Linked DNA regions of Homo sapiens: region 1 is linked to region 2. A link is an interaction called in ENCODE POLR2A ChIA-PET data of the cell type or tissue named here. Cell type or tissue: CD4-positive, alpha-beta T cell. All regions are shown on one strand. Region 1 has its middle 58 kb from the start of SERINC1. Region 2 holds the start of HSF2 (heat shock transcription factor 2).

What was found. ChIA-PET counts read pairs that join two places held together with the same protein. Peaks named below come from ENCODE experiments on the same cell type or tissue, not always from the same donor. Only the 100,000 strongest peaks of a DNase experiment are listed, where the experiment ranks them.
Region 1: POLR2A ChIA-PET joins it to region 2 with 6 read pairs; 2 of 35 experiments call an interaction of 5 or more read pairs at or near these places.

Annotation. Positions count from the first base shown.
Region 1 is chr6:122,528,224-122,532,223 of GRCh38, reverse strand. It overlaps a transcript of PKIB not described here. Among named protein-coding and RNA genes, the nearest start is that of SERINC1, 58 kb to the right of the region's middle. In CD4-positive, alpha-beta T cell, CTCF peaks have their summits at 1,402 and 1,606; a DNase peak (open chromatin) is centred at 1,573; H3K27me3 peaks cover 205 bases.
Region 2 is chr6:122,397,834-122,401,833 of GRCh38, reverse strand. HSF2 (heat shock transcription factor 2) reads right to left here and starts at 2,182. Exons shown (of 13, transcript NM_004506.4): 1 at 2,004-2,182. The coding sequence starts at 2,096. RefSeq lists silencers at 1,737-1,856, 2,127-2,446 and an enhancer at 1,387-1,886. In CD4-positive, alpha-beta T cell, a CTCF peak has its summit at 2,447 (motif pointing right); a DNase peak (open chromatin) is centred at 2,293; H3K4me3 peaks cover 2,225 bases; H3K27ac peaks cover 965 bases.

The DNA of each region.
Region 1 (4,000 bases), 130 kb before region 2:
ATTAAACTAGGTGGAAGCATGTAGATACTTTATTTTTCTCATTTCACCTTAGTTAATTGTTATCTGCAATTTAAGGATAACAAGCTACATTATAGCTACCATTTACTGCCTGTTTATTATCTATGAGGCTGCATAAATGTTCTACACTGAAGCTCTCATTTGATCCTCACAGCAAACATTTATGGAGGCGTCAAGCTAATTTTAGAGATGAGAAAACTAAAGGACTGAAAATGTGGTAAGTCTGTATCATAGAGCTACACAAAAGTCAAGTAACATTGCATCATAGAGCTGGCAAGTGGAACAGCCAGGATTTAAACTCAGATCTGTCTTTTTGCCTACATTCATTCAACAATTATTAAGCTACTTTGTGCCAAGCACAATGCTGAGTGCTAAAGCCACAAAGATTAACGGTATAAATTCCCAGCCTTAAGCAATTCACAGTCTAGTATTTGAAAGAAATAAGAATATAGACAATTAGAGAACAATGTGCTATCCCTGGGAAAATAGAAGGTGCATCTAGCTCATAGTTAGGAAACCCTTACCAGAAGTGAAAGGTGGGGAGTGGAAGGAGGTGGAGACACCTGGGATGGGTCTCAAAAGCTGAGTAGGAATTAACCAGGAGAAGGCAGCATAGGAAATTGAAGCAATTATGCTGTATCCCAGGCAGAAGGATAAAGAACATTTAAAGAACCAACAAGTTCAAGTGTCCACAAGTAGTGGTTTTCAGATAAAAACAGGAAAATTGAGTCTGGATTTGATAAATCAGTTTAGGATATATGAAGCTTTCTTCCCTGTATAATGAAGTAGATTTATAGGTAACTACAATGATGAAATCATCTAGTTAATGCCCTCTTTCTGTTACTCTTTGTGTGCCTGAACTTCCAAACTTTTCTCTTGTCATAGAACAATCCAGCAATAGTGATAGCATATTTTTCAATCTCTAAAGGGTTCATCTGCACATGTGGACATGACGGGGCAGCAGAAACTAATTTTGTATTTACAGAGAATTCCCATGTTTTCAAAAAATTTCACATACATATTTTCTTTTGTGATATTAAAGAGGCAATAATTCAATTTTTGTATAGCTCCCTTACAATGTTCAGCCTTTTTCCTATACACGTATGATATTTTAAAGTCACCCACTCTTAAGGTCATTTCAGCAAGATGGCAGACTAGAAAGCTAAAAGTTCTCCTTCCCTCATAGACACTGAGTTGACAATAACAGAATATCCTGTGAGAACCACAGAGGCAAATTGAGTAGATACATCACTTAAGTAAGCCATTGTAAAACCAAGACAGGATTTCAAAGAAAGAAGTAAGGAAATTTGCAGCATTTGATGTGTCTGTTCATGTGTCTCCCACTAAATGGCATATTGCAGAACAATTAGAAAGAACTCCTCTCCCATATTGGGGCTTTTGCCAAAAACAGGAGAGTTGACCACGTTTCCAATGTTCTGGTTTATCTGAGAGCTGTCTTGGGGACTGATCTCTTTCTCACCTGACTGGGAGAGTTTAGAAGCTGCTGAAAACAGAGGCTAGTAGCATGTTAGGCTGCAGTTCCTCAGAAAAACACCAGAGAGAGCCAGAGATCATAAAAGGTTTGAAGCTCTTTCACTTCTAGCTAGGCTCATAGGCAAAGTCTTCCCTGCTTGAAGGCAGTACATAACTGGGAGAGGGTGGTTGTTTTTTCAAATTCCCAAATCCCAGCAAACAAACAAACAAATTACAAGGCATACAAAGAAAAAACATGGCACAATCAAAGGAACAAACTCCAGAAACTAATCCTAAAGAAACATAAATCTGTGAGCTGTCTAAAAATGAATTTAAAATAACTATCATAAAAATACTCAATGAGCTAAAAGAGAATACAGATAAATGACTAAACAAAACCAAAAACAATCTGTGACCAAAATTAGAATATGGACAAGTCAATGGAAACTATTTTTTTTAAACACAGAAATTCTGGAGCTGAAAATTTCAACAATTAAACTAAAAATGTATTTTAAAGAATGAAACAGCAAACTTTATCACTAAGATGAAATAATGAGCAAACTTGAAGACAAGTCAGTTGAGATGATTGAATCAGAGAATCAAACATAAAAAAGAGTAAAGAAAAGTGAAAAGAGCCTATGGGACACTATTAAGTGGACCAATATATACATATGAGAATACTAGGAGGAGAGGAGAGAAAGAAGGGGGAGAGAGCTTATTTGAAAAAATAATGGCTGAAAATAGCCCAGATCTGAAGAAAGAAACGGACATGTGGATTCAAGAAGCTGAAAAAACTCCAACCAATGTAAATCCCAAGAGAACAACACAGATGTATCTTATAATCAAACTGTTTAAAGCCAAAGACAAAGAATCTTGAACACAGAAAGGAAAAAAGAGATTCATCACATATAAAGGAGTTTCCATAAGATTATCAGGGGATTTCTCAGCAGAAACTTTGCAGGCTAGAAGGAAGTAGAATAATTCATTCAAAGTGTAGAAAGGAAAACAAAACTATCATCAATAAATACTGTATCCAGCAAAAACATCCCATCCTTCAAAAATGAATGAGAAATTAAGATTTTCCCAGACCAAGCAAAAGGTGAGGGAGTTCATTACCACTCGACCTGCTCTACAAGAAAGGTTAACTAACAGGTGCCCTTCAAGTTGAAACAAAAGGATAGTAGACAGCCATTTGACACGATGTGAAAATATAAGGTACTCTCGTAAAGGTAAATTTATAGACAAATATCGTGACTTGTATTATTGTAATTTTGATGCATAAAACTTAAATGACAAAAATTCAAAAGCTATAAAGTCATATTAGTGAGAATACAATATATGAAAATGAAAATGTAAATTGTAACCTCAACAACATAAAGTAGGGGAGGTGGAACTGTTAAGAAGTAGGGTTGTTGTGTGTGTTAAACGTACTTGTTATCTGTTTAAAATAAAATGCTATAACTTAAGATGTTTTACGTAATTGCAATGAAAACCACAAAGAAAATATCTATGTAATATATCCAAAAGGAAATAAGAAGTAAATCAAAGCACATCATTACAGAAGATCAACAAAACACAAAAGCAGAGAGAAAGGAGAAACAGAGAAGCTGTAAGATATACAAACAACAGTTAACAAAATGGCAATTGTAATTCTTTTATCATCAGTAATTACTTTAAATGTAAATAGAATCAACTGTCTGTTATACACAGAATGTTTGTGTTACCCTAAAATTCACATGAAGCCCTAGTCCCAAATGTGACAGTAGTTAGCGGTGTGATCATTTGAGGTAATTAGGTTTAGATGAGGTCATGAGAATTGTGTCTTTTTTTCCATTTTTTCTCTTTTCTCTTTTTTAAAGAAATAAGGTCTTACTCTGTCACCCAGGTTAGAGTGCAATCAGTATGACCATGGCTCACTGCAGCCTCAAAATCCTAAGTTTGGTCTCCCAAGTAGCTAGGACTACAAGCATGTGCCACCATGCCCAGCTAGTTATTTTATTTTTTGTAGAGACGAGGTCTTGCTATGTTGCCCAAGCTAATCTTGAACTCCTGATCTCAACTGATCCTCCCACCTTGGCTTCCCAAAGTGCTAGGATTATAGGCATGAGCCACCACACTTGGCCCACAGATTAACGTTCTTATAAGAAGAGGAAAATATTAGAGCTCCTTCTTTCTCTATCATGTGAGGATACAGCAAGATGGCAGCCGTCTGCAAGCCAGAAAAAGGGCCTTCATCAGACCCTAACCATGCAGGGACCTTGATCTCTGACTTCCCAGCCTCCAGAACTGTGAGAAATGAATTTGTATTGCTTAAGCCATCCAGTCTATGGTATTTTGTTTTATCAGCCTGAGCTTACTAAGACACTGTCCAATCAAAGAACAGAGATTGACTGAATGGATAAAAAACATAGGACCCAGCTATCTGCTTTCTAAAAGATACTCACTTTACATCTAAGAACACATGTAAGATGAAAATGAAAAGATAGGAAAAGATACTCCATGCAAATGG
Region 2 (4,000 bases):
TCTCTAAGAGTCATTTCAAATATAATTTTATCTTCATCATTCCTACCACTCCATTACATTTTCGAGGGATCTCATTTATTCATCAAACAATTATTAAACACCTAGTGTGTCTCTGGCACAGTGATCTCACTGAGCTTACATTTTGATTGTCCCACTGGCATATTAGAAAATTGGTTAACACATAAGCTTAAAGTTAATAATGGGATTAAAAAATGGTTAAGTGGCTTGTTTATTTGGCTTAGAACTCATAGAATGATGCATTTACGGATCAGTACGAAACTCTCCACATTTGACAGTACTCAGAAAATAAGAATGTTATTAAAACACTGTTGCTAATCAGAATTTAATAGGCCTACCACTGACATGATACTCTGATTAAAAGCAACTGCCAATATATATAGCCCCTATTTCTGGCCCATAAAAGACAAAAAGGTATGATAAAGTCAGCTTTCGTGGGGAGAGAATCTCAGTCCAATCTCTAACACGAATACGTGTCTGAGTAACAGTCTGTACTGATCCTTCTTGTCAACTTTTAATCCTTCTAACTGATGAAAAGCATGAGACATGTGTTTATTTTAAGTACATGCTAGTGGCTGGCTTTCTTATTTTCACCTAGCTTTGTACAATTGTACAGAATTCATTAAATGCTTAATAGAAACACTCACGCCCCCCTACTCAACTCCAAGCAGGGAGTGGGGCTAAAAGGATAACTCAGTTGCTCATAAAGAACACACAAAAATTAAATCCTAGAAGGAAGTCGGAAAAAAGAACAAATAATAACACAAGGCAAACTATGGTATTACAGAAGTCAAAACTTCAGGGTCTTAATATGGTGCTCACTCCCTGTTAAGACAAAAGTAAATAAAACTAAGAGTTCCTATAATAGGAGAACAGGAAAGAAAGGAGGACGGGAGATAACATTTACTCAGCACTTAACAGGTGCCAGGCACTATGCAGGTAGTTTTCACTTATTCTTCTCAAGAACTACACATATGAAAATATGCCTCAATAGGTGATCATCTACAATAAGAGTTAACCACTTTCCTTCATAAAAATGATTCCAACAGCCTAGGAGTGTATTCTAATGCACATGCACTGTGGATGTAAATAATCATTCTGCCTAAAATCTTGTATTTGGGACTGATATAGGTCTTGGGTCACCTAGGCAACCCATCCATCTTATGAAAGATTTAACTTAGGCCAGACAAGATAAAGGGCTGGACTAAGGTCATGCTTGTTTAGAAGCAGAGTTGAGATCAAACCAATAATCAACACATCGATATGCCCCTCTGCTGGTAACTGTTCAGCGAAATTTAGTAACTACTAAGTTACCACCTATTAGTACTTTATTAAAACAATCCTAATAATCCCATTATACAAATAGCACAGAATCTCAAAAGAATAATTTGTTAATTTCTATATATTTTTAAAACCAACTGATAAGCAGTAACCTGCGTTTGAACGTATGTCTATTGCCCTGACTGCTCTCCACATAAAGATGCCAGATGCAAAGCAATGTTGGGGGAACTGGGGGTGATCGGTCGCTGAGGTAAAGATCGCCTCCTATAAAGCCCCACGTTGATGATCCTGGCCCTGGGCTCCCTGTCCCCTCCGCGATTTGTAACCCCTGAGCCGGGCGGGAGGACGGAGGATGAGTGTGCAGTAAAGAGGCTCCCGCGCCCTCGGCTCGCCGATTCCCCTCGCGACGCCGGGCCGGTTCCGAACGCGGACCGGACCGTTAAGGGGCTGCCTGGGCCGCTACGCCCCGCGCGGGCCGCCCCTCCCCCACCGCGGCCTGAGGAGAGCGGCGCTGCCGGCCGGGCCCCCGCGGCTCCCCGAGCGAACAATACAGGGGGTCCCCCGCGAGGCTGAACGCCAAGGCCCCGCACCGCGGGCCTCGCAGACAGCGTCGAGCCGCAAGGCCGCGAGAGACCACCCCGCAGGAGAGCGAGTGAGGAGGCGGTTATTCAGGGGGTTCAGAGGCCGCCGTGGCCTGACCGTACCTGGCTCCAGGTGATGAACTCGTTAGTGTGGGTTTCCTCCACAAGCGTCCACAGCTTGCTGAGGAAAGCCGGCACGTTCGAACTCTGCTTCATTGTTAACGCGGCGCAGGGATTCCAAATTCTACACCCGAACGCGGTGGTAGCGGCGGCGGCAGCTACGGCAGCAGCTCCCCGAGAACGCCCACAACGCAGGCGCAGCAGATCTTGGTCCCCGCCCCCCCAACCCCGCCAGGCGCGCGGCAAGGCCGAGAGGCCGGGCGGCCGCACGTGACGGACAAGTCTCCGCGCTCCGCCTGTGCGCGCAGTGGTTCCGCGCCTGTCCCGTCCCTGGCCAATCCCAGGAGCCGACTGCACGACAGAGAAAAGCGATTGGCTGCTGCTGACATGAAGGGGGTGGGAGCAGAAGGGGGTGGGAGCAGAAGGGGGCGCTGCCTCCTCATTTGCCTTTTATACAGAAGCCTTGATGGTAGCAGACTTAGGCTTGGGAGACCGTGTTTGGATGTTTCACGTGGAAACAGCTTATGGTTTCTGGGCTGTGGCTGGGAGGCTACAGAAACCCTTCAGGGCCTTTGAGTCATAAGTTTGGCAGGCAAAGTGTGGTTTGCACCAGTTTAGAGAAAGGATCCATTTGCATAAGGAAAAAACCAGCTCTCAAGCATGATGTGCTAGGCCCCAAATTGAAATTGTCTTAAAAATAATGAAACTTGTTCTTACATTTTCATTGGGAGAAAAAGCCCTCTTTAAAATATGTTTATCAAAAAGAGCAGTTTAAATAACTCACTCTCGATTACTTAAAACTGTAAACCAGGAACTGCAATTGATATATCATGTGCTGTTTTTAATCCAGTCATCAAGTGCCTACTCTGTACCCAGAATAAAAAGAAATAGACTCATTTGTACTATTTTAGTTAATTAAAATAGTTTTTCCTGCGTATACTTTACAGATATAGTCTTTTTTGCCTAAGAGATTGGTATAGTGGAAAAAACAATGGAAAAGGAGTCAGTAGATCTCAGTTTAGATAAAGCCTCTTGGACATTTTTCTGTATATTAAAATACACTGGTTCTGTCATTTAGAACAATTCCTTAGCCACCAGTGCCAGTTTTTTCCATTTCTTGACTGGGAATAAGATCTATCTTTTTACCCACTAAGAGTGTCTTTAATACTATAATGGCTGTGCAAATGCTTTGAAAATATGAAGTCTACAAAATTCGACTTTTTTTTTTTACAAAAGTCAGCATGTGAAGGCAAAAACTTACAAACAAGTCAGAGATAACATACAAAACTTCAACATAGGATTGGTTTACTTCTTGGGTGAATGTAAAATAGTACATTAAATATATATCTATCATTTAATGGAAGATATATGTATATCTCTTCCAATGAGCAAGTATTTAGTGAATGCTGCCTTTGTGCTCAGCACTGGGATGTTGGCTGAAGCAAAATCAGATATATGGAGGCATGCATGTGATAGAGGAAGTAATATTTGATGAGCCCTTATATATGCCAAGGGCTTTACATATATTATTGAATCCTCACAACAACCCAATGAACTAGGTTTTATTATCCCATTTTCCCAGAGAAGATTCTGAGACTCAAAAGTTGATTAATTTCTTCAGTCACAGCAAGTAAATGGGAGAGTATTTACACCCAAGCTTTATTGAGCTCAAAAGTATGTGCCCTTTCCATTGTACAATGATGACACTGTTTCAAAGCTCAAGATGCTTATATTCAAACTCAAGAAACAATATGACCACAGTGATCAGCACTCAATATATACAAAAAGAGCTAAATGTTTTGTATAAAATAAGTACTAGATAAGTTTAAAAAGACAGATTAGTAGGTTAAGGTGGTAAGGAAGGATTTCATGGCAGATAGGGACCTTAAGTTGGGTCTTGAGGTACAAATATATTTGAATAGCTAAAAGGAAGACAACAGAATGAGCAAAAACCAGGAAGCTAATGATCATGTCTGTCTATGGAGGGCAACAGCTCAGGA